7 separate regions of the Homo sapiens genome follow, and regions 2, 3, 4, 5, 6 and 7 are each linked to region 1. A link is a contact called in ENCODE Hi-C or POLR2A ChIA-PET data. All regions are on one chromosome and are shown on one strand. The core of a region is the stretch at or near the end of the contact, and the rest is flanking DNA. Distances in the headings are between cores, read along the strand shown. Region 1 holds the start of HSPA8 (heat shock protein family A (Hsp70) member 8). Region 2 holds the start of RBM7 (RNA binding motif protein 7). Region 3 holds the start of SNX19 (sorting nexin 19). Region 4 holds the start of ZBTB44-DT (ZBTB44 divergent transcript). Region 5 holds the start of APLP2 (amyloid beta precursor like protein 2). Region 6 holds the start of PRDM10 (PR/SET domain 10). Region 7 holds the start of CEP164 (centrosomal protein 164).

Evidence for each region. Hi-C counts contacts between places; a loop is a spot of excess contacts on that map. ChIA-PET counts read pairs that join two places held with the same protein, here RNA polymerase II (POLR2A). Pooled maps may share reads with other maps.
Region 2: a map with no recorded cell type shows a loop between it and region 1 (23-fold over the local background). The contact joins the promoter of RBM7 here to the promoter of HSPA8 in region 1. A Hi-C loop is called at or near these places in 2 of 37 single-sample maps with no recorded cell type and 7 of 50 pooled maps.
Region 3: a loop to region 1 is called in a map of B cell, with 12 times the contacts of the local background. The contact joins the promoter of SNX19 here to the promoter of HSPA8 in region 1. A Hi-C loop is called at or near these places in 1 of 168 maps with a recorded cell type or tissue (B cell) and 3 of 50 pooled maps. POLR2A ChIA-PET finds 5 or more read pairs at or near these places in 1 of 52 experiments (OCI-LY7).
Region 4: a loop to region 1 is called in a map of CD8-positive, alpha-beta T cell, with 10 times the contacts of the local background. The contact joins the promoter of ZBTB44-DT here to the promoter of HSPA8 in region 1. A Hi-C loop is called at or near these places in 2 of 168 maps with a recorded cell type or tissue (CD8-positive, alpha-beta T cell and naive thymus-derived CD4-positive, alpha-beta T cell) and 5 of 50 pooled maps. POLR2A ChIA-PET finds 5 or more read pairs at or near these places in 1 of 52 experiments (activated T-cell).
Region 5: a pooled map shows a loop between it and region 1 (26-fold over the local background). The contact joins the promoter of APLP2 here to the promoter of HSPA8 in region 1. A Hi-C loop is called at or near these places in 5 of 50 pooled maps.
Region 6: a map of CD8-positive, alpha-beta T cell shows a loop between it and region 1 (29-fold over the local background). The contact joins the promoter of PRDM10 here to the promoter of HSPA8 in region 1. A Hi-C loop is called at or near these places in 4 of 168 maps with a recorded cell type or tissue (B cell, CD8-positive, alpha-beta T cell, ascending aorta and 1 more) and 14 of 50 pooled maps. POLR2A ChIA-PET finds 5 or more read pairs at or near these places in 5 of 52 experiments (A673, CD4-positive, alpha-beta T cell, CD8-positive, alpha-beta memory T cell and 2 more).
Region 7: a map of CD4-positive, alpha-beta memory T cell shows a loop between it and region 1 (21-fold over the local background). The contact joins the promoter of CEP164 here to the promoter of HSPA8 in region 1. A Hi-C loop is called at or near these places in 1 of 168 maps with a recorded cell type or tissue (CD4-positive, alpha-beta memory T cell) and 9 of 50 pooled maps. POLR2A ChIA-PET finds 5 or more read pairs at or near these places in 1 of 52 experiments (T-cell).

Annotation. Positions count from the first base shown.
Region 1 is chr11:123,060,552-123,064,393 of GRCh38, reverse strand. It overlaps HSPA8 (heat shock protein family A (Hsp70) member 8), which reads left to right and starts at 2,258. Exons shown (of 9, transcript NM_006597.6): 1 at 2,258-2,330; 2 at 3,065-3,274; 3 at 3,596-3,801. The coding sequence starts at 3,070. LOC124902775 (a long non-coding RNA gene) reads right to left here and starts at 1,732. Exons shown (of 2, transcript XR_007062927.1): 1 at 863-1,732. RefSeq lists enhancers at 1,510-1,779, 2,340-2,509 and a silencer at 1,800-2,189.
Region 2 is chr11:114,399,021-114,402,862 of GRCh38, reverse strand. It overlaps RBM7 (RNA binding motif protein 7), which reads right to left and starts at 2,197. Exons shown (of 5, transcript NM_001286045.2): 1 at 2,096-2,197; 2 at 1,003-1,165; 3 at 1-35. The coding sequence starts at 2,191. It overlaps C11orf71 (chromosome 11 open reading frame 71), which reads left to right and starts at 2,352. Exons shown (of 1, transcript NM_001271562.2): 1 at 2,352-3,842. The coding sequence starts at 2,532. The coding sequence ends at 2,903. RefSeq lists enhancers at 2,025-2,567, 2,465-2,854, 2,568-3,110.
Region 3 is chr11:130,914,336-130,918,177 of GRCh38, reverse strand. It overlaps SNX19 (sorting nexin 19), which reads left to right and starts at 1,699. Exons shown (of 11, transcript NM_014758.3): 1 at 1,699-3,842. The coding sequence starts at 2,239. RefSeq lists a silencer at 1,507-1,786 and an enhancer at 1,907-1,956.
Region 4 is chr11:130,313,169-130,317,010 of GRCh38, reverse strand. ZBTB44-DT (ZBTB44 divergent transcript) reads right to left here and starts at 2,018. Exons shown (of 7, transcript NR_148980.1): 1 at 1,896-2,018. ZBTB44 (zinc finger and BTB domain containing 44) reads left to right here and starts at 2,094. Exons shown (of 8, transcript NM_001301098.2): 1 at 2,094-2,636. RefSeq lists silencers at 1,001-1,060, 1,971-2,800 and enhancers at 1,361-1,460, 1,631-1,730, 2,891-2,940.
Region 5 is chr11:130,068,542-130,072,383 of GRCh38, reverse strand. It overlaps APLP2 (amyloid beta precursor like protein 2), which reads right to left and starts at 2,490. Exons shown (of 17, transcript NM_001142276.2): 1 at 2,302-2,490. The coding sequence starts at 2,406. It overlaps LOC107984432 (a long non-coding RNA gene), which reads left to right and starts at 2,735. Exons shown (of 2, transcript XR_001748444.2): 1 at 2,735-2,920; 2 at 3,271-3,842. RefSeq lists silencers at 1,602-2,061, 2,132-2,261, 2,652-2,881 and enhancers at 2,798-3,298, 3,299-3,799.
Region 6 is chr11:130,000,603-130,004,444 of GRCh38, reverse strand. PRDM10 (PR/SET domain 10) reads left to right here and starts at 1,610. Exons shown (of 21, transcript NM_199437.2): 1 at 1,610-1,723. PRDM10-DT (PRDM10 divergent transcript) reads right to left here and starts at 1,821. Exons shown (of 1, transcript NR_024233.1): 1 at 1-1,821. RefSeq lists silencers at 887-1,276, 1,987-2,306, 2,317-2,366, 2,397-2,576 and an enhancer at 1,387-1,476.
Region 7 is chr11:117,325,857-117,329,698 of GRCh38, reverse strand. It overlaps CEP164 (centrosomal protein 164), which reads right to left and starts at 1,845. Exons shown (of 33, transcript NM_014956.5): 1 at 1,795-1,845. RefSeq lists a silencer at 1,528-1,777.

The sequences.
Region 1 (3,842 bases), core at 1,009-3,508:
ACAGAGGTTATTTGTTCTGCTTTCTTTTATCACTGCTATTGGATGGGATATCCCAAACAAGTGGATGTGCGCCCCAATTCTATTTTCCACTATTCAATGATTAAAATAATTACAAAAACGCAAAATACAGCACAGGGTGTAGTTTAAAATTTGTGCTTGTTAAACTCTAGGCACTGGGGTGTGAAAAGAAAGATTCCAGATAACATTACTAGCAGTTAGCGTGGGGGACTGGGGGTTCCAAATACCAAAGGAAACTGAAAACAGTGGCTCACAGTACATATCTTAACTCTTTCTGGAGTTGAGTTCAATTTATTTCCAGGAAGGAAATTACACTGTAGCGTAACTAACAAAAAACATAAAACAAATCTTGAACCAAAAAAAAGCTAGATTTGATTCTAGCTTACCCAGCTGCTTATCTTCCCACAAATGATTATCTCTGAGCTGCATTTTTCCCCTGATATGGGGATGAATAATACACACCTTAGAGAATTGTGTTGATGATTAAATGACAAATGAAAGCATTTTGTATGTAGTGAAAGCATTGTATAAAATTAAATTCTTGGGACGTGGGAGAGGCTAAGAATATATCTCCATGAACTCTAAGCCAACATTCCTCCCCAAAAGGAAAATATGAAAAGGAAATTCTTCATATGTTTGAGTCTGTCTCTACCCTTTACTGGCTTTGACAAGGACAAGATGTCCTCGCTCTTCTGACAGCCTTTTTCGCAGTCTAGAGACCTTCTAATTCCAGCCCTGCTACTAAAAGTTCTTTTGGTGTAGCCTTAAAAAATCTTTTCCCCCATCGGTGCCTATTTATCTACTAAATAGGAATAACAGCTACCTCGCCTGCTTGAAAGGATACAGGGAGTGTTCAAGGTACCTGAGACAGGCTCTTGGAACCACAAGGCCCCACATATCCGCGGCCATGCACAACATTGCACAATTCAAAATTCTAGGCACCATTGTTTTGTGCACCAGCTCAGTCACGTTTTCAAAGCGTCGGTATGGTCTGTCGTTTAATTTTTGATGAAAGTCAAACCAGGAAAGATATCACCTCATGTTACTGAAAATACAAACGTTCAGAAAGTCTAAATCAAGGACGCACGGCTACTGGAACCTATGATTCCTAATGCCTGGTTCACCTAACCAAGAACACACTCGCCACCATTTAAACCTGTTTATTTTATAAACAACGGGGAAATGTAGGGCTTGGGCTAGTTGGGGAAGGACTGAGCCAAGAAGCCGAATCTGTTCTAGACGGAGGTGGGAAGGGGCCTAACGGTCAGGGCTCAGAGAAGCGGTTTCGCCTTCTTTTCCGCGGAGGGATCCAGACACGACCGCGTCCTGAGGCGGTTCTGAAAAGCCGGGCCCCTTAAACCTCTGCGTCGGGGGCTGCCTCCCGACAGTTGCCGTAGGGAAATGCAGGTGCTGGGAGGCCTGCCGAGCTAACCCGCCCCACCCCGCGGCGGCCTGGCGGCTCCCTCCAATCCCAATCCTGGGGGGCCGTGAGCGAGCAGCCCTAGTGGCACCCTGAAGCCGGAACCTTCGCCCCAGCCCCTCGGGGTCAGCCCTTGTCCAAAGCCACGCTATGAAATACAGATTCGCGAAACCCGGGGCACTTAGAGGCCCGTCTGGAACACGAAGGTGGGGCATGGAAAGGAGGATTCGGACGTGGGTGGGGGAGGGGAGCAACAACCTTCGCAGCCATTTTGTCCTCGCTCCACTTCCGTCTTCTCCTGCCCGGCTCCCGCGCCCAAACCCCTCCCTTCAGGCCCCGCGCGATTCCGCCCCCAGTTCTGTGCCGGCCAAGATCCCGGCTAGCGCCGCTATCATTGGTTAGTTCCAAGTTTGCCCGCCCCTCTTCCTCCTCCTTTTTCCGCCCCCTCCCTCCCGCGGAAGCTGGGGGCGCATGCGTAGAGGTGGACGCTCCCCTCCCCCGCCCGGGGTAACTGAGGACTCCCGCGCGCGGACTCGCTGCGCCCCACCCTCCCTTTCCCCGGGGCCGTCCGGAGAGCGGGGGCGAGCTTGAAAGTTCCAGAACGCTGCGGTGAGTGCGTTATCGTGAGGCGGAGCGCGGTGGGGTGGGTGCGGAAGGGGGCGAGGCCCGAGGAGTGGAGCCGGGCTTGTGATTGGGTCTTGTAAGGGCAGCCGGGCGTCTATTGGCCGGGGAAGCCGTAATGGCAGGCAGCAGGGGCGGGCCCCTTCTGGAAGGTTCTAAGATAGGGTATAAGAGGCAGGGTGGCGGGCGGAAACCGGTCTCATTGAACTCGCCTGCAGCTCTTGGGTTTTTTGTGGCTTCCTTCGTTATTGGAGCCAGGCCTACACCCCAGGTAAAACCTCTGCTCAAGAGTTGGGTTGTGGGTCTGGGAGCGTGCAGCCTCCACACAGGCCTGTTGGGCTTGCTGAGGCTTGGGGGTTCTGAGAATCTCGTCGAGGCGAGTGTGCGGCTCCTTCTACCGGCTTAAAGGGCCTCAGTTTTCGGTGGGATGGCAGCGGTATTTGGTTGCAGCCGGCAGGACGGAAATGTAGGGAGTGGGCCGCAGTGGCCCCAGGGGAGGCTGGGAGACGCCCGGCGGCCGCGTGGCGGGGGAGGGTTGCTGCATCGGTTTGCCTGGCGCGCGGGGAAGTGGAGCCAGCGTTTTCTTTCACCCAGTTCCCTGCTTAGTCCAGTCCCACCGTGGTTCTTCAGAGCTGTTCTTGGCGTGCTTCCAGTATGGGGGTACATTCCGGAGTAGTTAAAAGCCCGTTGACTCCCGGGGGCACTGGCACCTGGCGAGGGAGGGGAACAGACAGTGCTCAGTTCGGGGTAAGACCACGTGTTGAGCAACGCCCCACGCCGTCTGGGTAGATGGGTCCTTCATCTAGGGCGTGCTCTGCTGCGGTTGGCACGGCAACCTGGACTGCAGCACTAGTTCTGGACCTCGCGCGTGCTTAGACAGGAGGTGATGGGCACTATTACCTCTTGGCAGTGGCCATACGTTTTTCCTGGTTAAGTGTTCTGTTAAGGGATGAGGGAAATATTTTGATTAATTGAATTTTTAAACCAGATTTTTCTTTTTTTCAGCAACCATGTCCAAGGGACCTGCAGTTGGTATTGATCTTGGCACCACCTACTCTTGTGTGGGTGTTTTCCAGCACGGAAAAGTCGAGATAATTGCCAATGATCAGGGAAACCGAACCACTCCAAGCTATGTCGCCTTTACGGACACTGAACGGTTGATCGGTGATGCCGCAAAGAATCAAGTTGCAATGAACCCCACCAACACAGTTTTTGGTGAGTTCCTAATTTTAAATGACAGAACAAATATAACAGGGCTAGGAAGCACAAAAGTTTATGAAACGTGAGGAGGGAACTTTTTGATTTTAGAAAAACTGAGCTGAGAGACTTGTTATCAAGTCTGTTATAAAACAGGTTGTAGAAACCTTTCAGGCTGAAATCTGGATAACGTAGGAGGTTGAAGTTTGAACCTTTGCTACCTATATGGTAGTTGAATTCACCTACCTATGAACTGTTAGGTATTTGAGTAATCATGGACTTGAGTTTTATCAGAAGAGCTATGAAATTGAAAGTGTTTTCATTTGACACCTTTTACAGATGCCAAACGTCTGATTGGACGCAGATTTGATGATGCTGTTGTCCAGTCTGATATGAAACATTGGCCCTTTATGGTGGTGAATGATGCTGGCAGGCCCAAGGTCCAAGTAGAATACAAGGGAGAGACCAAAAGCTTCTATCCAGAGGAGGTGTCTTCTATGGTTCTGACAAAGATGAAGGAAATTGCAGAAGCCTACCTTGGGAAGGTGAGGTTGGTTTTTCAGTATGGGGTGCATTCCGGAGTAGT
Region 2 (3,842 bases), core at 948-3,447, 8.7 Mb after region 1:
TGACAAACTGACATCTTGTGGGGCATGACTACTTCCTAAAATGAAACAATTTGAAAAATTATTCTTGATAGAAAATCTAATTTGAAATTTTGTCTTCCCCACTTGAAATCACTCCAAAAAGGTAAACACAATCTAAAAGAGAAAAATCTCAAACTACTGGCCGGGCGCGGTGGCTGACGCCTGTAATCCCAGCACTTTGGGAGGCTGACGTGGGCACATCTCTCGAGGCCAGGAGTTCGAGACCAGCCTGACCAACATGGTGAAACCCCACCTCTACTAAAAATACAAAGAATTAGCCAGGCGTGGTGGCGTGCACCTGTAATCCCAGCTACTCAGGAGGCTAAGGCAGGAGAATCACTTGAACCTGGGAGGCAGAGGTTGCAGTGAGCTGAAATTGCACCACTGCACTCCAGCCTAGGCAACAGGGCAAGACTCCATCTCAAAAAAAAAAAAAAAAAAAAAAAAAAAAAAAAAAAAAAAGAATCTCAAGCTGCTGTAGACCGCTTTACGGCTTCATCGGGGTGAAAATTATAAGTGTATAATATCAGATAAGCAAAACAAAGCACTCCATAAATATCCAATCTGACCATAATTTTCTGATCTCCACCCTAAATTGTAACACTGGATACATGGACAGTTTCATCCTCACATGATCAAGAACCAAAATATATAAAAGTAATTACAAAGCAGCCAGGAGAAGTATTTTCAGAAAATAAACCTAGCTCTTTTCAGAGTACCCAAGCCCAGCTCTCTTAGTGATACAGTTTATGTTTTTTCACTAACCCAAAATGAAACTTTAAGCTCAGTTTTGAAATTCTAATTTCAAAATCCATGTGTCAATGTTACCCGTTTTCAGGGATATATAAAGTTTGCTATATAAAGTTTACTATTCACAATGCTTAAGAAAGAAGTTTCATCTACAAATAAGAGGTTCTTTAAAACTGAATAATAAATTTAAAAACAGCAGGAAACAATGCCCCCCGAACCTCATTGGGCAGTTACCTGATCTAAATTGAATTTTGATAGGCCTTCCATAAAGTTTGATTCCATTAAGTAGATTCATTGCATAAGGAACAGACACTTCATGTTTGAAATTCACAAACGCAAACTGCTTTGGTTTACCATCCTTATCTTTTGGAATTTTCACCTTTATTACTGGCCCAGCCTACAAACAAAAAGGTGTTTAGAATTTAAATAAAGCAACTAAGGGAAAATACTCAAATTTTACAAATAAGATATGACAAAGTTTAAAAACAACAGAAACGTAATCAGAAACTTCTTTTGAAAATGATGCACGGATTTCCATTTTGGCTACAGTAAACATCCTAGTTATGACTGAACATTAGATTTATTTGGGGAAGGGGGCCCATAAGGAACTGGAAACACAATCACTTTTGCAATTCACAGCACTGTATGGCTTAACATAGTGACCAATCGCCATTATTTTGCCACTCCATGAAAATGAACATTTATCAAGAACAAGAGAATGATTTTCTTTAACTAAAAACGGACTTTTGTATTGATTAATCAAACAATACCAGTTATTAGGGGATAGGGATGGGGGGAATAGGATACTCAGAATTTTTCACACTTTTTAATACAGCAACACTAAAATGCTGTTTTTCTACGGAGTACTTAACCATTTTATTTTACATATTTTAATAATGCTGCAATTTGATAAGCAAACTTTAGGGGAAAACAGACACAAATAAATTAAAATATTAAGTTCCCAGTCAGATAAACCAAAGACAAATTATCCTAAGGGGAAGATGACAACAGGAAGGATAAGAAAAAGCACTGCTCAACGAAGACCCTACACACACACTGTGTTCCCAAGGACCCCTGGATCTCTACCACGGGAAACCTGATCGAGGATCCCTCCACCACCTTTAGTCGTCACTTTCGGCCTAAACGAACCAAGATCTTCCAGGAAAGCGACACCCAGCGAGCGTTTCGCAACCCAGACCCGCCTTTCACCCCCAAACAGCCACCCGTCGGGTCCCCTGACGGCTACGAAAAGAAAACGGGGTGGCCGCTGGCCAGGCCCTAGGCGAGACGGAAAACGAAAGGCAAAGGGCCGAACCCAGCCGCTTACCTGGTGGAAAAGCTCGAAAAGGAGCTCCTCGGTCACTTTCGTTTCAAGGTTGCCCACAAAGAGAGTGCGATCCGCTTCCGCCGCCGCCGCCCCCATCTCAGCGTCGCCCCCTCCCTAACCTGGCCAAAAGGTCGTGGCCGACGCACCCACTGCGCATTCACGGAAGCCCCACGTCCTCACGCTCCCTGGCGTCACAAACGAAAACGCCCGTTGCGCTTGCTCTCAGCGGGCGACGACGTGCGCGGACGGTCTGCGCATGCTCGCCAGGATACCCCTCGTTAAAGGCAAGGCGGCTTCTGGCTCTTCCGCAGGCTCAGTTATGGGTTCCTGTGTGCTTAGTCATCGGGTCCGACACAGGCTGGACTGATCTGGGGAGCCGCGAAGGGCCTGCCTTCACAAAGGGACGTAACGCAAGTACTGCGGGCAGTGTTTGAATATGGCCCTGAACAATGTGTCCCTGTCCTCCGGTGATCAGAGGAGCAGGGTGGCCTACCGCTCTTCCCATGGCGACCTCAGACCGCGGGCGTCAGCGTTGGCGATGGTCTCCGGAGACGGCTTCCTCGTTTCCAGGCCTGAAGCGATTCATCTAGGACCTCGGCAGGCGGTGCGACCAAGCGTTCGGGCCGAGAGCCGTCGAGTGGATGGTGGCGGCCGGAGCCCAAGGGAACCAGATGGCCGGGGCCGGAGCCGCCAAGCCAGATTCTCACCTTACCCAATCCCTGCCGTTGAACCCGATCTCCTAAGAAGTGTGCTGCAACAGCGTTTGATTGCATTAGGAGGTGTTATCGCAGCTCGAATTTCAGTTTAAACGAACACCTTTCCTCTGGCCCTCACTTAGCTTGTGAACAGGCCTTTTTAAAATCCTTTCTTGGTGTAGCAGCAATCGTGTTGTTTTATTTTTAGATGGATGTATTTTCATTTAATACGTGGGAGTTATATGAATATGTCCTAGCACTAAGGGAAGTGTAACAGTTGATTGATTTAGGTGGTTTTATGCAGCCAGAACGATTGGATCAGGAAAGGTGTGGAAGGGATATTCTTAGGTCGTCACAAAGCTGAGCTGATGGGAGCACCCTCCCCAGAGGTCAACAATCCATTCGTTAACTCAGACACTTAACCTTTACCTTTACTTCTGTTGGCGAAAAAGAAGTGCTCCTTTTTATTACACTGATTTATCCTTCCATCTTTTCCTTGGCATTTACCATCTTCCATCTCCCCCTTCACTTTTTTCAGATATGTCTACAAACAGACTCCAATCTCAGTCGCACTAAAAATAAGAACAAAACCTAAACCTTACAGTTCTTTCAAATTATTAAATCAATTTATTATTCCTTTCTTTGGCAAAGGTTCCAAATTTTTACTTTATATTTGTAATTTTACTATTTGCATTCAGTCCCAGCGCATTAATCTGAATCTGCTGTCCTAAAATACACTGGTGAAAACATTACTTGTACAATCTCCTATCAGAAAACTGTTCATCTACTCACTGTAGTGCCCTCCTTGAAATGTGTGTTTGTTCATTCAACTAACAATATTTGGGGATCCCTGTAGTAAACACTGTATGAATTTTACACAGTCTGGCCATCAAGAAAGATCACGGAGTATATTCTAGATGGGGAGGCTACTAAGTGAATAGGAATCACCACGCTGGGCTGTTTATTAGGTACAGTAATAAACATAAGTACTGGTTGCAGTGACTTTTTTTTTTTTTTTTTCATCATAATACTGCACTATCCTGGTTCTTCTC
Region 3 (3,842 bases), core at 450-2,949, 7.9 Mb before region 1:
TCTTCAGCACCGTCGGTAGTCCCTTCATCATTCACATTTCTGTTTTAGCTCCCAACTAGGTGGCAGGGACTTTTCTCCAGAGCATTGTTGCCATTTTCTAAGTGCTCCTGAGGACATTAGAATGGTCTGGGAAGGTAGAGGGGCAGAGCCCACTTCTCGGGTTCCTTTTCTGCGGGAAGGCAGGCAGCAGTGAAAAGGTATGGACCGTGAAACCGTGGATTCACATTCTGCCATCTCACGGGAGTGCCCAGTCTGCTTAGTGGACACTGATCCTAAATCAAACCATTTGCTTTAGAAGTGATGAATCGTAAACTACGGGTCACATCTAAATGATGGCTTCTTTCGTATTCAAAGGAAGTCTCTGCCCCAACAGCAGCAATGGACGAGACAGGAAGCTGCAACGCACTTCTTGTTGGCAGAGTTTTGGGTTGGGATTTGTTTGAAGATTCCTTTAAACATCTAGGGAGTAGTCCATGATGATGAAAGACTGCTCACAGCACAGAGAAGGTGGACGAAGGGCAACCATGAGCAGCTCTGTGCAAACGATGCGAATCCTATGCCTAAATGGAAAGGAGACCCACCCTGCGGGCACAGCTCCTAGGGCCCAAGGTGGACATGGAAGCTGGCTTCACGCAAAACTGACACTAACACTTTTGACACCTGGTCAGTGCTTCCGGTATTTTGTCTTCCTATAGGTTCCTGTGTAGACAAGTGAAGTCTAATTTGCTAAAACCAAAAACAATCCAACATAGAGCATATTCCAAAGCAAATATATTACAGGATTATCTGAAAGGACACCTCTATCTCTGCTTTCCTTTTCTATGTTTTTGGGGAGGATAAGGCGAGAAGAGATAGAGGGAAATAGAAACCCTCATCCTTGAAGACTCAGCAGAAAGGCACCTTTTCTGTGAGCTTCTCCTTAACCATTGCAACCCACAGTGATCTCTCCTTCCCCTGAATTCCTATAAGATTTTGTATTTTACTATATCGCACGCTGACTGGCATTACTAGATAGCCAATCGCGTTCAAAGCGCTGGCATCCCCAGTTAGCAGGAGGTCCTGGAGGACAAGGTCTGCTTCTATTCGTCCACGCTGCCTCTCACATTGAAGACAGCAGATGCTCAAAATATTTGATTGTTTGTGTAATGCCACCAGCAAATAACCCTCAATCACAAATTTGATTTTGTGATACAGTATATGAAATGTACAACATAAATCTATCTCTGTATCGTTTCATGCCTTATATTCTGCAATTCCTGACAACAAATGAGGGTCTTTGTGCTGGGGACGCGGGGTACCGGCTCTAGGGGAAACCGGATAAATGTTAAGACACATCAGGCCAATGAAACTTCGCCTCCATGAAATTAAAATAAACCGGATTATTGACAGCGTGCCTAAGCAGTAAAGGACAGGCTTCATTTAATAACCAGAACTAGGACGCGTTTTAAAGCGCCTGGAAGTCTGGGTCTTAGCGGTGATTGCTGCGGCGGCTGTTTCGTGGCACTTCGGAAATCTGCGCCAGCTCTTGGCGAGCACGCGCCCCGTGCGCGCTCAGGCTCACGCTCAGGCTCAGAGACTACCTCGCGCAGGGCCGTCAGGGCGGCTCCTCGCCAGCAGAGGGCGCCGGGCAGCGCCGCTCCTCGGGGCGCGCGCGGACGCTCTCCCAGCATGCCTCGCTCCCGTCGACGTCGACCCGGAAGCTGTCGCCGGCGGCCGGCCGGCGGTCAGCCTTCACACAGGCCCGGCTGCGGAGCGCAGTCGCCCAGGTTTACGGCGGCAGAGGGCCGAGGCTCCCGGAGAGGACCGCGATGAGTCCACTTCAGGTCGGGGCTGAGTGTGGGCGCGCGGTTCCCGGCGGCGTGTGACCCAGTCTTCGCCGGCCGCTGCCCGCTGCGTGTGTAAGTGTCCGTGGGCCCCAGGGCCTTGCAGCGCCCGCCCCGAGGCCCCGAAGAGGCCTTCCGCCTGGGGCAGTGTGAAGGCCACAGAGTTTTCCTCCAAAGCCACACCTCAGCTGGAAGGGGCGAGTTGGAGGGCTCTGTTAGTGGTAGCCATGGGGAGACGCGGAGCTGCAGCTGTCGCTTTGCAGTGCCTGTAGGACTTTGAGGGCCTGGAGCCCCGGTTCCCTGAACAGCACCCAGATCGCCCCATATCTGAGACACAGTTCATGCCCCCCTTCCCTAACTCTGAAGTAAAATCTTGAGGGCTGTCATCTGGGGAAGCCACCTTGTCCGTTCAGCCATGAAGACAGAAACAGTGCCACCGTTCCAGGAAACTCCAGCTGGATCGAGCTGTCACCTCAATAACCTGTTGAGTAGCCGGAAGCTGATGGCTGTGGGGGTCTTGCTTGGCTGGCTCCTGGTCATACACCTTCTGGTCAACGTGTGGCTGCTGTGCCTTCTGTCGGCATTGCTAGTGGTGCTGGGAGGATGGCTGGGCTCCAGCCTCGCTGGAGTGGCTTCAGGTCGACTGCATCTGGAACGCTTCATCCCGTTGGCCACCTGTCCTCCATGCCCTGAGGCAGAAAGGCAGCTGGAACGGGAGATCAACCGCACCATCCAGATGATTATTCGAGATTTTGTGTTATCTTGGTACCGTTCCGTGAGCCAGGAGCCAGCCTTTGAGGAAGAAATGGAGGCAGCCATGAAAGGGTTGGTCCAGGAGCTTCGGAGAAGGATGAGCGTGATGGACAGTCATGCTGTTGCCCAGAGTGTTCTGACTCTCTGCGGTTGTCACCTGCAGAGCTACATTCAGGCAAAGGAGGCCACTGCAGGGAAGAATGGTCCAGTTGAGCCTTCCCACCTCTGGGAGGCTTACTGCCGGGCGACTGCCCCACATCCTGCTGTGCACAGCCCCAGTGCTGAAGTCACCTATACGCGTGGCGTTGTGAATTTGTTGCTTCAAGGGCTGGTGCCCAAGCCCCACTTGGAGACTCGTACCGGACGCCATGTAGTGGTCGAACTCATCACATGCAATGTAATCTTACCACTGATCAGCAGGCTGTCAGATCCTGACTGGATCCACCTTGTACTCGTGGGTATCTTTTCCAAGGCCAGAGATCCAGCACCCTGCCCAGCCAGTGCCCCCGAACAGCCCTCAGTGCCGACATCTCTGCCACTGATTGCTGAGGTAGAGCAGCTTCCAGAAGGGAGAGCTTCTCCAGTAGCAGCCCCAGTATTCCTAAGTTACAGTGAGCCAGAGGGTTCTGCAGGCCCCTCTCCAGAGGTTGAAGAAGGCCACGAAGCTGTAGAGGGAGATTTGGGTGGGATGTGTGAAGAAAGAAAAGTAGGAAACAACTCATCTCATTTCCTACAGCCAAATGTTCGAGGTCCCCTGTTCTTATGTGAAGACTCAGAGCTGGAGTCTCCGCTGTCTGAACTGGGCAAAGAAACCATCATGCTCATGACTCCAGGCAGCTTTCTCTCTGACAGGATTCAGGATGCCCTGTGTGCCCTAGAGAGTTCCCAGGCTCTGGAACCCAAAGATGGTGAGGCATCTGAAGGAGCAGAGGCTGAGGAGGGTCCAGGGACAGAAACAGAGACAGGCCTGCCGGTCTCCACACTGAATTCCTGCCCAGAGATCCATATTGACACAGCAGACAAGGAGATAGAACAAGGAGATGTTACCGCCTCTGTTACAGCTTTGCTGGAGGGGCCAGAAAAGACCTGCCCCTCACGGCCGTCATGCTTAGAGAAGGATCTCACCAATGATGTGAGCTCCCTTGATCCTACTCTGCCACCAGTTCTGCTTTCCTCCTCTCCACCTGGTCCTCTCAGCTCAGCCACCTTCAGCTTTGAGCCCCTAAGCAGTCCCGATGGTCCAGTTATCATCCAGAACCTTCGTAT
Region 4 (3,842 bases), core at 769-3,268, 7.3 Mb before region 1:
TCTACCCGGAAAAGTGTACACATTGATGAAAGAAAATGAAGAGAACAAAAAAAAAAAAAAAAAAAAAAGGAAAGATATCTCACGCTCATGAATTGAAAGAATTAATATTGTTAAAATATCCACACTACCCAAAGCCACCTACAGGTACAGTACAATCCCTACCAAAATATCAATGACACTCATCACAGAACTAGAAAAAAAAATCCTAAAATTTGTATGGAACCACAAAAGACCCTGAAAAGCTAGGGCAATTCTGAGCAAAAATAACAAAGCTAGAGGCATTCCTCTACCTGACTTCAAGTTGTACTACAAAGGAAAGCAAATTTTTGTGTCAGTGTAGTAGTTGAGGAGCTGCCACCACAGCCCCTGGAGAAGCACTTAGAAAAGACTTGCCTCATGGTCTTTTATTGACTATCCTGTTAAAGGCACTAGGAGAGGTAGATAGGATTTGACTACTTCATTTCCACCCTGATTCTTGTCCAGTTGCTTACCACCTACATACATTCTCACACATTCCTCACCAGGGCCCCAGCTCATGCCCTTTCCTGAGCCCTGCTCTGTGGCCGCCAGTCCTCTCCCAGGTAAGCATTCCGCCTTCTTTCCCTTCCCCTCTTCAAAACTTAGTGCAAAAGTTTCTGGGCCTAGTTCGCATCTTTCTGATTTTTCTCATCTCTGAAATGGGAATAATAAGAATGATAGTGGGAATAATAATAGAAACCTGTGATAAAACCTGTGAATTACAGTTGCCGTAAGGATTAGATAACATTATACATGCTTGAAAACTTGTTGGAAACTGCGAAGGACTATAAAAACAGAAGTTGTTTTTATTGCCTTTATTCCTAAAGAAGATTGCAAGTGTCAGGGTGTTCAGGTGCTTGGCTGCTTGTCTCTCAGAGTGAATTAATGTGAGATGTTGCCAAGTGTTTCAAAAGGAAAATCCACTCTACTTCAGCGGGACGTCCACCCACCTTGCACAAAACCCTCTGGAAAGAAGTCTTTCGGTTTGCAAACTGGAGGCGTGGGAAAACAGAAAGCGCCCAAGGAGCACCTGCCCGCACCCCGCCCGCCCCCAGGCACCTGGGGCGCTGCCGCCTGCAGTCCCGGGAACCCCTATGACCTCCGGGGGCGGTGTGGAGAGCGCTCGCCCGCCTGGCCAGGGGAAGCCAAGACTTAGGGCCCTAGGAGTTAACTAGGTTGATTGATTTTGCAGTTGACCAAGAACTTCAAAACCCCCCGGGCGGTACCGGTTACTTCGGGGAGGCCCGCACACTTCCTCCGGGAAGGCCAGGAAGTAAGTGATGGTGCAGTAAAAATGACAGATTCACGGTTGTGGAAGAAGTAGGGTATATTTTTGGAGCAGCTCTAGCTGTCCCTGTGTTGGAAGAACGAGAGGGACCTGGGAGTCCGTTTCTCCACTCATCTCAAGAACCGCACGTCCTGCCAGGTCACCGAGGCAAGTGCTAGAACGGAAGAGAGCAAGCACTGCGAGGAGGCCCGAGGAGCCACGCAATCCAGACACCCGCCGCATGTCGCAGTCCGCCCAGGACGGGGGCGCGGGCTCACCTGTCTGCGGGGCGGCCCTTGGCAGGCCTGTTTCCATGGGTGAACAATGGGCACCTTACCAACTAACCTCCCTCGCCGAAGAGGGGCTGAAGTGTTTCTATTTCGACCTCCCTACAAAAACTACCCGAGAAAATAGGAGTTATGTTTTTAGTTCGAAGAAAAAAATAATGCTATAAATGTGACTCCTGCGGAGAAATGCTTCTCAGGTGTGAGAGGGGAACTGGGTAAGAGGACGGCTTAGAGGAAGGACAAATGGGACAGGGCTTATGGGGCATGTGAATGTAAATCGGCACATGTGCGCACATATGCAAAAATACAGTGTCAAGACTCACGGCCTTTCTGGGTCACGCAGGCTCCACCGTCTAAGGAGACGGAGTCACCAACAGTACAAGTCCCGACGGCCAAGAGGGCCCATTTTCTGCGCTTGCGCAATCATCACGTTTCCTTCCCCGCCCCGAGCCCCGCCCCCGAGCGCGCTCCGCCCCGCCCCCTTCTCCTCCCCTTCCCCAGCCAGGCCGCCGGCGCAGAGCATTGTGGGACACAAACAAAGTGCCCCCAAACAGGCTGGAGTGAGCGGAGCGGCAACGGCGGCGGCGCCGGCCGCACGCGCGCGGCGGCGGCTCCCTCCCAACCTCCCCCTCCCCTCCCCTCAGTCCCCTTCCCCTTCCCCACCCCGCCCCGCTGGGAACACGCGAGCCGTCGCCGCGCTCCCCAAACAACCGCCTGCCCTCGGCCAACCGTCCCCAACGGTCGCCAGCGCGCGGCTCCCGGGCCCCCTCGCTCCTCCCCTCTGGCCCCTCCGAGCGCTGGGGGTGCTTCCCTCCCCGCCTCCTCGCACTCCCACTCGCGGGCACGCCGGTGGCTGTGCCGCCATGCCCCACCACAGGCTGCTCACGGGCCTAGGCGCGGCGGCCCGAGATAGGGGCCCCTGAGCCTCCCGGGGGAGGAGAGAGGCAGCGAGCCGCGCTCCGCCCCCTCCCCCCGGGCCGCCGCCGCCGCCGCCTCGCCGCCCCAGCCTGGCGGGAGAAGGAGGAGGAGCAGCAGGCCTCCGGGCCCGGCGCCGCCGCCCGCAGGTAACGGGGAGGGGAGGGCGGGCTCCGGTCGCGCGGGGGACGGCCCCTGCACGCTGCCCGTGGCTGACACCGCGTGGCCCCCACCTGGCGCCGAAGGGAGCGGAGAGCCGGGTCTGTCAGCCTAGTCCGCGCCGGGAGACACCCCACGGGATCCCCTCGGTGGCATTTAATCCTTCTGGGAGGAGACCGGCCTTGGGCCCCGCGGTCCCGGAGCAGTTACCCCGACCTTCCAGGGAGCTGCCCGTCCTTTGCACGCCCATTTGCCCAACACCCTAACCCGGAGCGGCCGGAGTGTTGCCACCTCTCACCTGGTCGAACCCGGGAGGCTCAGACCTGTTTTTTTTCCTCCTTTCCCCTTCTGCTTTTTCTCTGGTACAGAAAGAAAAAGATGGCACTTCTTTAAAAAAATATATATATATATATATACACACACACAAACACACACACACATACACACACACACACACCTCTTTTCCTTTCCTTCCTGAGGATCACTCTGCATCTAGTCGTTTTATTGCTGGCCTAATCAGAAAAAGGGGTTACCTCGAGAAATGACAGGTACGTTAGAACTGATTAAAAGGAAATTGCGTCCATGTGAGTTCTATGAATCCAAGCAGAATTTACAATAAAACCCCGTAATTGTGTGCTTTTTTTTGGAACTTACAAAAATGAAGACAAAAACTTAATTTCTTTTTCAGCGTGTAAGTAGATAATCTCTTGAAGTCAGGAAGAAATTCTCCATAACTTCCACTTATTTTCTTAATGCTTTATTTGGAGATCGGCTGATACCGGAAGCAAGCTGCACGATTTTGATTTCCTTTTCTCTAGGTGTTCAGTTGGAATTCTTGGGTTTAAAAAATACTGTATAAATCTTCATTTCCCCCATTACTTCACTTGGACTGTCAGTGGATTAATAATAATTTTACCTAATGTAGTTTCCCCTTATCATAGAATGTGAATATAATGAACGTAGTCCTTTAGTTTTGTATTTTAGGATTATTAGTAATGTACTGATTAATTATGAAAACCAGATTATTCATTTTGTGCAGTACTGCTTGGCATTTTTGCATTTGTAATTATTTAATTCTCAGAACAACCTAATGATGCAGATATTATTACTTGAATTTTATAGAAGTGACAAACTTAGTGATACGAAGAATTACAACTTGCCTTAGGGCACACAACTAGTAAGATAGTTTAGATTTC
Region 5 (3,842 bases), core at 1,241-3,740, 7.0 Mb before region 1:
CCTTCTCTACTCTGCCTCAGTTGACATCCTTTAATTTGGGTTTGAGTTTCCAGAAAACTGGCAATCAAATGGCCTTCTTTCTTTCAAATGTGACAGAACAAACTCAAGTTCCGGTTCTCAGGAGCCTAGTCATCCACTGCACAGTATGCGGGGTTTCAGCACAATACTGTCTCAGTCCCAAATGGGAGCATGCACACAGGAGAACTTGTCTCGGATTTAAGAGAGGAAGTGACCCTGAGTCCAGAGGTGAGCTTTTTCTTTTTAAACAGGTGTAAGAGATTAATTCAGTCAACACCAAGCAACACTAAAGATTTGCCAATCAATAATTCTGTGCCAAGCAACTTGATCAGGGATTTGGCCAGAATCCCTTTCGCTAATCTCAATCAGGGCCTTCCCAAAGACATCCTGATTTAGGCCACTCTCATCTAAATTAAGCTTCGACAGTCCCTTGCCTGACAGCAAATAAACAAAATCAAATTATATTCATATGAATAAAATTCTGATAGCTTGACAAAAGGCCCCTTGAAAGATCATTTAGTAAGTGTGAGCAAAAATACAGCTCCAAAGAACAGGAGTTACCATAAAACCATTTTTCAGAAATGTTTAATTCCTACTTTCTTCAACCATACTTTTCAACTGAACAACGCTGTGGCTAACAATCAAATTTAACACACAACAATGAATTCTCATATTATTTTTTCCCGCTACACAAGTATTAACGAATTCTTTAAAACTGCTGAGTCTTCTACTGTGAATTCACTAATGCCTCAAATTAGTCATAGCAGTGGGAAGTGGAGTGCGAGTGTGAACGATGGTTTCTGACACCCGACCCACTAGTGAAGTCCCATCTTCCATACGAAAGCCTTTATTTTTTCTTCCCATCTCACTCACCTAGCTGTTTTCATGCGACATATCAGGGATCACAGATACAACTCTGACCATTGTGTGGACACACTGAAACAATCGCAATCCAAAATCCTCTGTAGATAAACGTTAACTATTTCTCTTTAAAGCTGAACTCCTTTCTTACCCTCACAGTCACAAAGCTTTAAACTGGATGAATACAAAGGTGTTAAGCCGTTCCATCAGAGAGGCTTTTTATTAGATTTATTTTTACCCGTGGAAATACTTGAACATTCTGTAGAAGTAAATATATTCTAAACCTGAGGTCTTTAAAAGAAAGCTCTCAATTAATGCCCAATCAAATCCAGTCTTCAGGTCTCTCTGAAATTAGCTAAGTATGCAGAAACCAGTTGTAATTTTTAAAAGAGCGAAGAGGGAGAAGAAATAAACGACACCAGAACTACACATTCCAGACCAGCAGTTCAAGCACCACTTCGAGAAGGGAAGTAAAGATCAAGCTCGCCGTCTCCCTCGGCCACAGCAGGGCTCCTCCAAGGCTGCCCGCTCCGGCCCGCACCGCGGACCCCGCCGCCCCCGCCCCCTCCCGCGGCCTCCCCAACCCCCGGCCCTGCCGCTTCGCCTTTCTCGCAGCGGGGATGCTCAGGGTGCGACCTCGAAGCACAACCACTGATGGAATTCTGACACCCGAAGAGGACGATTTTTCCAACAGTTTACACGCCTTCGCGGGCACCTTCCCTACTCACTGAAACCCTCACGAAAGCGGTCAACGCACCCAGAGCGGGTTTCCTCGGTCTACGGACGCAGGCAAACAGCGCCACTTAAAAAATGCGCGTCCGCGACCCGGCCCCAGGCGGCAGAGGGAGCAGCGGGCGGCCTGGCGCGGGAGCTCCCCCGGGGCTCGCAGCATCCCTGCCGCGCGCGAAGGCCGGGGCCGCGTCCACCTGGCAACAAAGGCGAAGCCCGCCGCTCGCAGGTGGGAGGCCCGGAGCCGAGGCCCCGGTGCCGCGCGAGGGAGCGTACGGGGTCCGCGCGGGGCCGCCCCTGGAGAAAGCCCAGCCGCGGACTCCGGCGGGAGAGGAGCGCCCTGGCATTGTCCCGGGGGAGGGCGGGGCGGGCGCCCGGGGGCACTGGGTCCCCGGAGGAGGTGGCGGCGCCGCGGGCGGGTTGGGGGCTGGGTCGGCCGAGGCGGACGGCCGCCCCCAGCAGCCCCGACGCCTTTCATTTGGCCTCTGCGGCGGCTGAGGCAGCCCGACCTCCAGCGCTAAGCACTGCGCCAAGCAGGGACGGGCGGGGGAGGGCGCGCCAGACCCGCCGCAGAGCCGGACCCCCGGCGCCGCACCGCCGGCCCGCCCTGCCGCGGACCCCGCTGCCCGCCCGCAGTCCGCGCTCCTCCGGCGGGCGAAGGAGACGACTCTCCGGCGTTCGCCCGGTCCCCACCTCGATGTAGCCGGCCAGCGCCAAGGCAGGCGCCGTGAGCCCCACCAGCAGCAGAAGCAGGAGCCTGCCCGTGGCTGCGGCGGCCGCGGTCCCGGTGGCCGCCATCCCTCGCCGGGTCGCTCTAGCGCGCGGCTCTCAAGCTCACACACTCGGACTCCTCGCTTAGCACACCGCGACCCAGAAGCATCTAAAGCCAGTTCGCCGCCGCCCCGGGGGTTTTACACCAACCGGAACTGACTTCATATTACCACGCCCTCCTTCTGCGGCTCCCAATGCCGGCCCGCAGAACCCCTCAAGACCCCGCCCCCTTGCGGTCCAGACCCAATCAGGAGATGGAAGAGCCTGCTCCTCCCGCCCGGTCCAACCGCGCGCCCCCCGCCCGGCCCCGCCCCCGGCCGCGGATGGCCCCGCCCCCGCTCCGGACCCTGTGGCCGCCAGGCGCGGGGGCGTGCGCGCGGCGGGTCTGGGGCCGCAACCCTGTGGGCGCGGGGCTGGCTCTGGCCTCCGCCCCCCGGCGCGGTTATCTGTCCCTGCTGCGCTGGTCCGTCAGCCTTCAGCCTCCCGATACGGGCACGCCCCGCTCCCCTGCCCCTGCTGGGCATTCTTCAGACTCCTTTGGGTACCGCCCTCTTTTTGATTCTGGAAATGGTTTTATTAAAAACAGGATGAATTAGGAGTCCGGGACGGTCTGCCAAGGGCCGTCCCCCGAGGCAGGGGGAGGACCGCAGGAGGCAGCCATCGTCCTCCCCCGAGCCCTACTCAGGGCGCGCCTCTCCCGCCCTGCTCCGCCCAGGCCTCTCCGCCGGGTCCTCGCCTCTGAGTCCGGCCGCGCTCCGCACCCTTGGCCTCCGGTCTTTAGGCCTCTTGCCGACCCTTCCTTCCCAGCAGTTGCCCAGGCAGGGATAGAGACCAGGGGTGCAAGAACCACGCCGGCCTCACAGCCCAGGCCCCCTTCCTCGTGTGTTTTAGGAAGAGATCACGCCGCTTCTTCGGTTGAGACGCACTAGCGGGAGACCTGCTACTCTGCCTTCCTGCTCCGCGGCATTGCCACTTCAGTAGAGAAAAACGTCCTGCTGCCCCATTTAGCAATTGGCACAGCCTCGCCACCGCCAGGGCTCCGCTGGCCTTGTTTCCTTTCAGTCGCCTGTGAGTTAGGTACTGCCTTCTGAGAGACCTGGACTAGTCCCTTCAGGTTCAACTAAATGCATAACACAACCCTACCCCCAGGACGCTGACAATAGAAAGGAAGAGACTGTCCGCGGAGTAGACGAGTGCGCCTGTAAGAACTCGGGATTTTCCAGCCTTATTCTGCACCACTCTCCCCTACATGCCCAGTTCCCTGTGGGTAAACTGGCTCTGCCCGATTCCTCCAAGACGACACCTTTCCATTTCACAGCCCTTCCTAACACTCTTCTGCGCCTGCAATGTCCTCTCCCCAACATCTGCCTGTTGGAAGCGTTTTCACTGTTCCTCGGCTCAGTCGGCTGAAATATCGCTTCTGATTGCTCAGAGGGATGTTTCCCACTGTGGCACTCGCTCCC
Region 6 (3,842 bases), core at 361-2,860, 6.9 Mb before region 1:
AAAAAAAAGCTCTCTTTTCTTTCCACGTTGTTTCCAGCTATTTAAAGAAACAAAATGGTAGACTAGACGCAGTGGCTCACATCTGTAATCCCAGCAATTTGGAAGGCCAAGGCGGGAGAATCACTTGACGTTAGAGTTTGAGACCAGCCTGGCCAACATGGGGAAACCCCATCTCTACTGAAAATACAAAAATTAGCCGGGCGTGGTGGTGCATGCCTGTAATCTCAGCTACTAGAGAGGCTGAGGCAGGAGAATCGCTTGAACCCGGGAGGCAGAGGTTGCAATGAGCCCAGATCTCACCACTGCACTCCAGCCTGGGCAACAGAGCGAGACTCCGTATCAAAAAACAAAACAACAAAACAAAACAAAAAACAGTAAAGAGAATACTATTGAGTTAATTTTACAGTTTTTCACGCTGTGGGTGTTTTCTATTCTCGTCTTTTGCTTAGCTGTCCTGTCTCCCTCTTTTTCTCAGGCAATAGTTTAGGATTTTTGTAAGTTATATTGTCAGTACTTCTCATTTAAGTTCCAGACAGTGTGCTAAGCAAAGCACTTTACTCGGTAAAGTAAGAGCTCACTTAATCTTCAAAATAACGTAGCAAGGTAGATATCACGAACATAGCAAGGTAGATATCACCGAAGGGAAAACCGCTCCCCGAAGGTCCGAAGGTCCAAGGTCTCTCTGCCATCTAGCTGCCCTGCGTATTGCCTGCCAGTGGGTAGTTGGAGCTGGGTATCTCTCCAAAGCTGGGCTCTTGGCTGCCCTTTGTGAAGGCAATTTTAAGGGACAGCAGGATGTGGAAGCCTGCGGTTAAGGAGTGAGCTGAGTCACTGGGTAACCAGTGTTGAATAATGTTTCTCAATGTCTGAAATGACACTCACTTCCTTTCCAGATTGGTAGAGGAGAAAAAAGAGGCGCAGTGAAAGCGCTCTCAAGGTGCGGTGGGTCAGGGTGATAGGCGGCGCCCGGCCGCTCCCTGGGGGTCCTGAGGGCGAGACCCCGGCAGGCTCCCGACTCCGGGAGCCGGGCGGGAGTTCGGTTTTCGCCGGCGCTCCACGGCCAGGCCACTTCGGAGGCAATCTGTGGCGGGGCGGGCGGACGCGAGGGCCGCCTCACCCCCGCGCGTCTTCCGGGACACCGGGCCCTCGGGCGCGCGGGAGGCGGGCTTAGCACGGGCGCAGGCTGCCCTCGGCGCCCGAGACACCCAGGCACAGCTGGAAGCTTCCTCCCCGTTAGCACGCGGGCCGCAGCGGGGGCTTGACCCCAATGCGAAGAGTCGGGTTTTCTGATTGGCTGAGAGTAGAAACGCAGGCGAGCGCCGCCTGAGACCCGCTCTGCGATTGGGTTTTACACGAACAGCAGAGCACGAAATAAAGAGGCCTTCAGTCATTGGGCCATTATGTGAATCTCCTTTTGGCTTCTCTGCAGACTGAATAAGCGTCTCAGGATCTTCGTCATGACTCCTAAATCTGGGCCTGTCAGTTCGCCCCAGCGTTTCTCGTCTCTAGGCACGGCATGGGGCTTACAGAGTTTAACCAATCATATAACGTCGAGATCAGGTTGCCAGGCAGATTATGCTAATAAGACCCCGCCTTTTATGCTGCTCCCACTCTGCGGCGGGAAGAACCACCTGGAGGTGGCGGGGGGGGTTGATTTCTATCACCCCTAGGGAGAGAGGATCGGGGACCCGCTGATCTTCCAGCTCCCCTCACCCAACGTCGTGTAAGTACCTAAAGGATTAAGGGAACCAGATAAGCCAGGGTCCAGACTACCCCATAGACTGGGAGGGTGTTTCGTCTTTGCTTAGTCCCACCCAAAATGGCGCCCAGCTCTTTCCGCGTCTCAGAGCCCGGCCGGGGCCAACCGACCGCGGACCCGGGTGGGGGGGGAATTGATGGTGGTGGTGGGGGGGAGAAATCCCGGCGGCACCGCCCGATGGTACAGTCCAGCCGGGGCTGGGACGAGGCACCTCACTCGGGGTGGGGGGTCAAACCATCTGCACCTTCCAAGGGGAAGAGGGCAAGGCCCCCTCCAGCAGGCCCTCCTGGCGCCGCGTTCAGCGCCGGCCTCGGCGTCTCGTCGCCCCTGCCTTCGCCGCGCGCAGCCTCCCCCTGCGACCCCCGAGTGGCTCGCACGCTCCGCCGGCCGCGCGCACCTCTCCTCCCCTGCCCGCGTTGGTTGGGCCGGGACGGCGGTTGGGCGGCCTGCGCGCTCCGGCGGCGGCGGTTGCGCGGGCGCTCCGGGCGCGGCGGGCAGGTCTCCGCCGGCCGGGAGCCGAGCACCGGGGGCTGGGGGCCGGGCGCCGGGCTGGGGGTGGCAGTGCGGGCAGGGCTCCGGGGCTGGCCGGTTGCGGGCGCGTGGGGCGGAGGGTCCTGTTCGATGGGGCGCCCAGCTTTGTCTGCGGAGGCCGCGCCGCCCACTTGCCATCGATGGCTGGGCCCCCGGCCTGCCTTCCCAAGCTAGCGTCCGGGACCGGGGCGGGGGGCCGGCCCGCAGGGGTGTGGGGTGGCCCCTGCGGGTCTGTCCCGTGGCACCGCGTCGGGGCTGGCCGGGCGGAGGCGGAGGCCGAGGCCGGGGTCGCGGCCCTGCCCCAGTCCGCCTGCACCCAGGGTGCAGCGCAGAGGCAGGGCGAGGCCGGTCGGCGCTCGGGAGAGGGCTGATGGTGTGCACCTCTCCAGCCCCTCGCCAGCTTTTGTTAAGCAGGTTTAACCCTGCAGCTAGGTGTTGATACTCTACTAAGTAAAATGGAATATTCCCCGTCTGCCCTCCAGCCACGCGAACGCAGCGCTGTTGAATTTGTGTGCGCGCCTTTAGCCTTGCTTGGTGGATGAGTTGGATTTTAGTGCATTTTCAATCAATGTGCGTGTACACTTAAGCACAAGGAGAGGTGGCTTTGTGCTGTCATCGAGGATTAGATGTGTGATGAGACCCACCCAGCTCTGCCCTGTGCCCTAATTCTGCTGCTTTGCCTGTTGAAACCTTGCCTGTCTCGTCACCCCAAATTCTCTAAACTTAGCAGTACTTAACCTTTATTAAAAACAGCAGAATCACTCATGACTGTTTTGTGGCCTCTTTTTCTGACCTGTTCTCTTTGTTTCTATCACTCCTCCATCGCTGTAAGGCAAGAAGGTGTATTATTACATTGTATTTTTTTTGTATCTTCCTACCATTCCAGCATCACAATAGCTTCCACTTTGATGAGCAGTACTTATTTGTTGTTCTAGAATAGAGAAAACAAGATTTTTTTTTAAAATTAGGATTGGTTGGGGGCAAAGCAGCGTTTAAACAGTGTTTATTCAATATGGGGTATTTAGAAAGGAACTTTGCTAGGTTTATTTAGGAGACAGGGTCTCTGGTTGCCCAGGCTAGAGTGCAGTGGCGCGATCTTGGCTCACTGCCGACTCGACCTCCCGGGCTCAAGGGATCCTCCTGCTTCAGCCTCCCTAGTAGCTGGGACTACAGGCGTGCACCACCACGCCTGGCTAATTTTTCTACTTTTTGTAGAAACGGGGTTTCATCATTTTGCCCAGGATGGTTACGAACTGCTGAGCTCAAGCAATCCTACCGCCGCAGCATCCCTAAGTGCTGGGATTGCAGGCATGGGCCCCCGCGCTCGGCCTTTAGGTTTACTTTTACAATAAATTGAGGTGAAGTTGACACAGAATGAACCATTTTAAAGTGAACAGGGACGTTTAGTGAAAGGATTACATTTTTGTTTGTTTTGGATCAAGACAAATGTCTTGTGCCTTCTACCCCGTAAGCTCCCACTCTGCTATGCTGTTCCTCGTTTTGCAAGGCAAAATTGTTTTGCTTTTTCAAAGAATTCATTTTTAGTTTTTCT
Region 7 (3,842 bases), core at 596-3,095, 5.7 Mb after region 1:
GTTGTGGTGCCCACCTGTAGTCCCAGCTACTCGGGAAGCTGAGGCAGGAGAATCGCTTGAACCCAGGAGACTGAGACTGCAGTGAGCCAAGATCGCACCACTGCACTCCAGCCTGGGCGACAGAGCAAGACTCTATTTCAAAACAAACAAACAAACAAACAAACTTGCCCAAGGTGTCACAGCTAATAAACGGTAGAGCAGAATATGTAAGTATCCATGTCTGACTCCAAAGCCCAAACTCTTAACCATTCTGACATGACCAGAGTGCAAGGGACAGTGGGAGGAGTGGCAAGACAGAGCTCTAGAATGAAAGGCAAGAGCATATTATAAAGGGCCTGGAAGAACAGAGGCTCTATCCTGTAAATGATGAGGGGCCATCACAGGATTTCACAAAGGAGACTGGCATGACCAGATCTGTAGGTCAGATAGACGATTCTAGCCAAGAATAGTGGTGCATGCCTGTAGTCCCGTCTACTAAGGAGACTGAGGTGGGAGGATGGCTTGAGGGCAAGAGTTCGAGGCTGCAGTGTACTAGGGTCACACCGGTGAATACCAACTGCACTCCAGCCTGGGCAACATACCAAGACCCTGTCTCTAAAATAAATAAATGATTCTGACAGCTGCATAAGAACTAATTACAGGAGGACAAGAACTGAGGCAGAGAGACCACTTAGGAAGTTATCCTGAAAGCACAAGCAAGAAATTATGAACTAAGTCAGTGTCTGTGAGGATGGAAAGGAAGCGCCAGATTCTAGGGGAATTAAGAGGCAGAATACAGGACTTGAACTTCGGGAGAGAGGAGGGAAATCAGAGCACTAAAGCCAGAACACTGTGACTATCATTTCTAGATGTGTTCATTTCTATGCCTCGTCCAATAGGCAGCCCCACCTACTACACTGCCTAGAAGACAGGGCATGTCCGACAAATGTTTGCTGTATTTATTAGATGAATAAATTAAAGGGACAGACTTGGCTGAGTGAATGGTGAAGCCCTTCATTGAGATAAAAAAATACAAGAGGAGAAACAGATCGGAGGGACCGGGGAAGGCTGACGATGACAGTAAGCAGGTCTGAGCTCAGGAAAGAGGTCTGGCTGGAGTAGTTTGGCGAGTCAACGCTGAAAAGCTGATAACGCAAGAGATGGAGTGCGCCGAGTAGAAGGGAGCTTTCTACTGCCAAGGACTGAGTTAGGAGAACGGACAGGGAGTCGCTGAAGCCAAGTGAGGAGAGCGGTGCCAGAGGTAGAGGGACATTTTTAAATCCAATGCAAGAAAAGGAAAAAACAAAAAAGCTTTCCAACTTTCCCAGCTGGCCAAAGATGGCATAAGATTGGGCTAGCCCCGGATTTGGACCCGGGGGGAAGCCTGCCACAGAAGTATCCCAGCAAGCTTCGGAAGGCCTGGCCTCACTCGCCAACGATGAACAGAGCAAGCAAACCAGGGCCCCGTGCCCAGTGCCCCTCTCCCGCGTCCCGACCCGCTGCTCACTCACCCGCCAGACCCCCAGCCCGGGCCCGGTGGCCCGCTCAGGAGCCGGCGAGATTTCAAACGGAGGAACTGTCGCCTGGCAGTCCGATTTTCACTTCTTCCCTCAGTCCCCGCCCACACTCGAGCGCATCACGCTCGTTGGCTCGAGAGCGTGCCTCGGGTCCCCCGCCACGCTCGCTCCCTTCCCCGCCGCCCAACCCCTCCCTCGATGAGGTCCTCAACTATCCCCCACCCCGGAAGGCTCCGGGCGAGGCTCCGGGCGAGGCTCTGGGCGAGGCGCAGCTCCCCCAACGCCACCCAACACCCACCCGCTCCCCCAGCTTCCAGGGACGCCGGGGTGTTGCCCTGCAGCGCGCAACAAACACTTCCGGAAAAGGTACCGCCTAGCAACCGGGAGTCCCGCCTCCAGCAGGAGCCAATAGGTCGCCGGCTGAGAGCTGTGACAATGGATTGGCTCGAAGTCCCTTCGGTGCACGCAGGAGCTCTGTCCGTTTTCCGTTGCACGATGGGAGTGTAGTTTAAGATAGATAATGGGAATCCGCAAGAGGTTGAAAGAGTGTAGTTTAAGATAGATAATGGGAATCCGCAAGAGGTTGAAAGAGAACCTCATCGGCTGGGCGCGGTGGCTCACGCCTGTAATTCCAGCAATTTGGGAGGCCGAGGCGGGTGGGTCACCTGAGGTCAGGAGTTCGAGACCAGCCTGACCAACATGGTGAAACCCCTTCTCTACTAAAAAAAAAAAAAAAAAAAAAAGAGGACCCCGAGTTTAGACGTGAGGATTTCTGCCAGGACAGAGAAGGACTATTTAGAGTATTTATACTAATGTGAATTATCTAATTATCTAATTGATCATTTGTTAGGAGTATGATTAACATCAGGTGAATAATACAGTGGTCATCAATAATCAACCCATTGTTACTTTAATCAACAAAACAAATGTGAATGTAAGGTAATGGAGACGCGTCCACTCCCCATCTCTCCCCGCAAAAAAACTGGCTCTCCTGTGCTCCTATTAAACCAGTGAGCACCTGACCAGGAGTTAAACCTATTTTCTACTATCCATCTTTTCACCAAAGCCCAGGGTTCAGTTTGTATGTCTGCAAGATGGGGATAGTAATGTCTGTCATAACTATTTCAAAGAGTCTATTGAAGAAGAAAAAAAGTGACACAATGTGTAGCTCCTCCACACACCCTGTCGGGCAGAAAGGTTGCTACTAATATAATTCCGAAGAGTTTTAGTTTTGCTTGCACGGAGGGCAAATCTTCCTTTCTCTCATATGTCTCCAACCTCCTAGAGAAGTTAAGAGGGGCAAAGAAAGTTCTGGCCATTACATCAATAGGAAAACTGAGAAACAGACAAATACAGATGCTGCTAGTTGAGGAGGAAAATGATGAGGCCAAGCTCATAGAGCCGCTCCTGATAGGTTCTAGAGATGTAGCTGACTCAGGATAGTCCCAGTGCCACTCAGAGGCTGATTCCAGGATGAGAAACTCAGATTGTTGGAATATACAGAGCATATTCCTTGTGAAAATTATCAAAATCAAAATAGAGTCATTTGTTTTAAAACCCTGACAAATGGAGCCAGGGAAGACCATGAAGAGAGGGTTCTCACGCATGAATACCTGATAACAAAAACTATCGACCGGGCCTGGTGGCTCATATCTGTAATCCTAGCACTTTGCCAGGCACAGTGGCTCACACCTGTAATCCCAGCACTTTGGGAGGCCAAGGCGGGTGGATCACCTAAGGTCAGGAGTTCGAGACCAGCCTGGCCAATATGATGAAACCCCGTCTCTACTAAAAATACAAAAATTAGCTGGGCATGGTGGCACACGCCTGTAGTCCCAGCTGCTCAGGAGGCTGAGGCAGGAGGCTGAGGCACTTAAACCCGGGAGGTGGAGGTTGCAATGAGCCCAGATCAAGCCACTGCACTCCAGTCCAGCCTGGGTGACAGAGCAAGACTCCGTCTAAAAAAATAAATAAAATAAAAATTCCTACTTGAGCCAGGCACAGTGGCTCATGCCTGGAATCCCAGAACTTTGGGAGGCCAAGGCAGGTGGATCACCTGAGGTCAGGAGTTAAAGACCAACCTGATCAACATGGAGAAACCCCATCTCTACTAAAAAATACAAAATTAGCCAGGCATGGTGGTGCATGCCTGTAATCCCAGCTACTCGGGAGGCTGAGAGAGGAGAATCGCTTGAACCCAGGAGGCGGAGTCTGTGGTAAGCCAAGGTCTCGACATTGCACTCCAGCCTGGGCAACAAGAGCGACACTCCGTCTCAAAAAAAAAAAAAAAAAAAAAAGGTCCTACTTGCCCAGCCTCTATGGCATGTGTATACCTATTGCAATGCT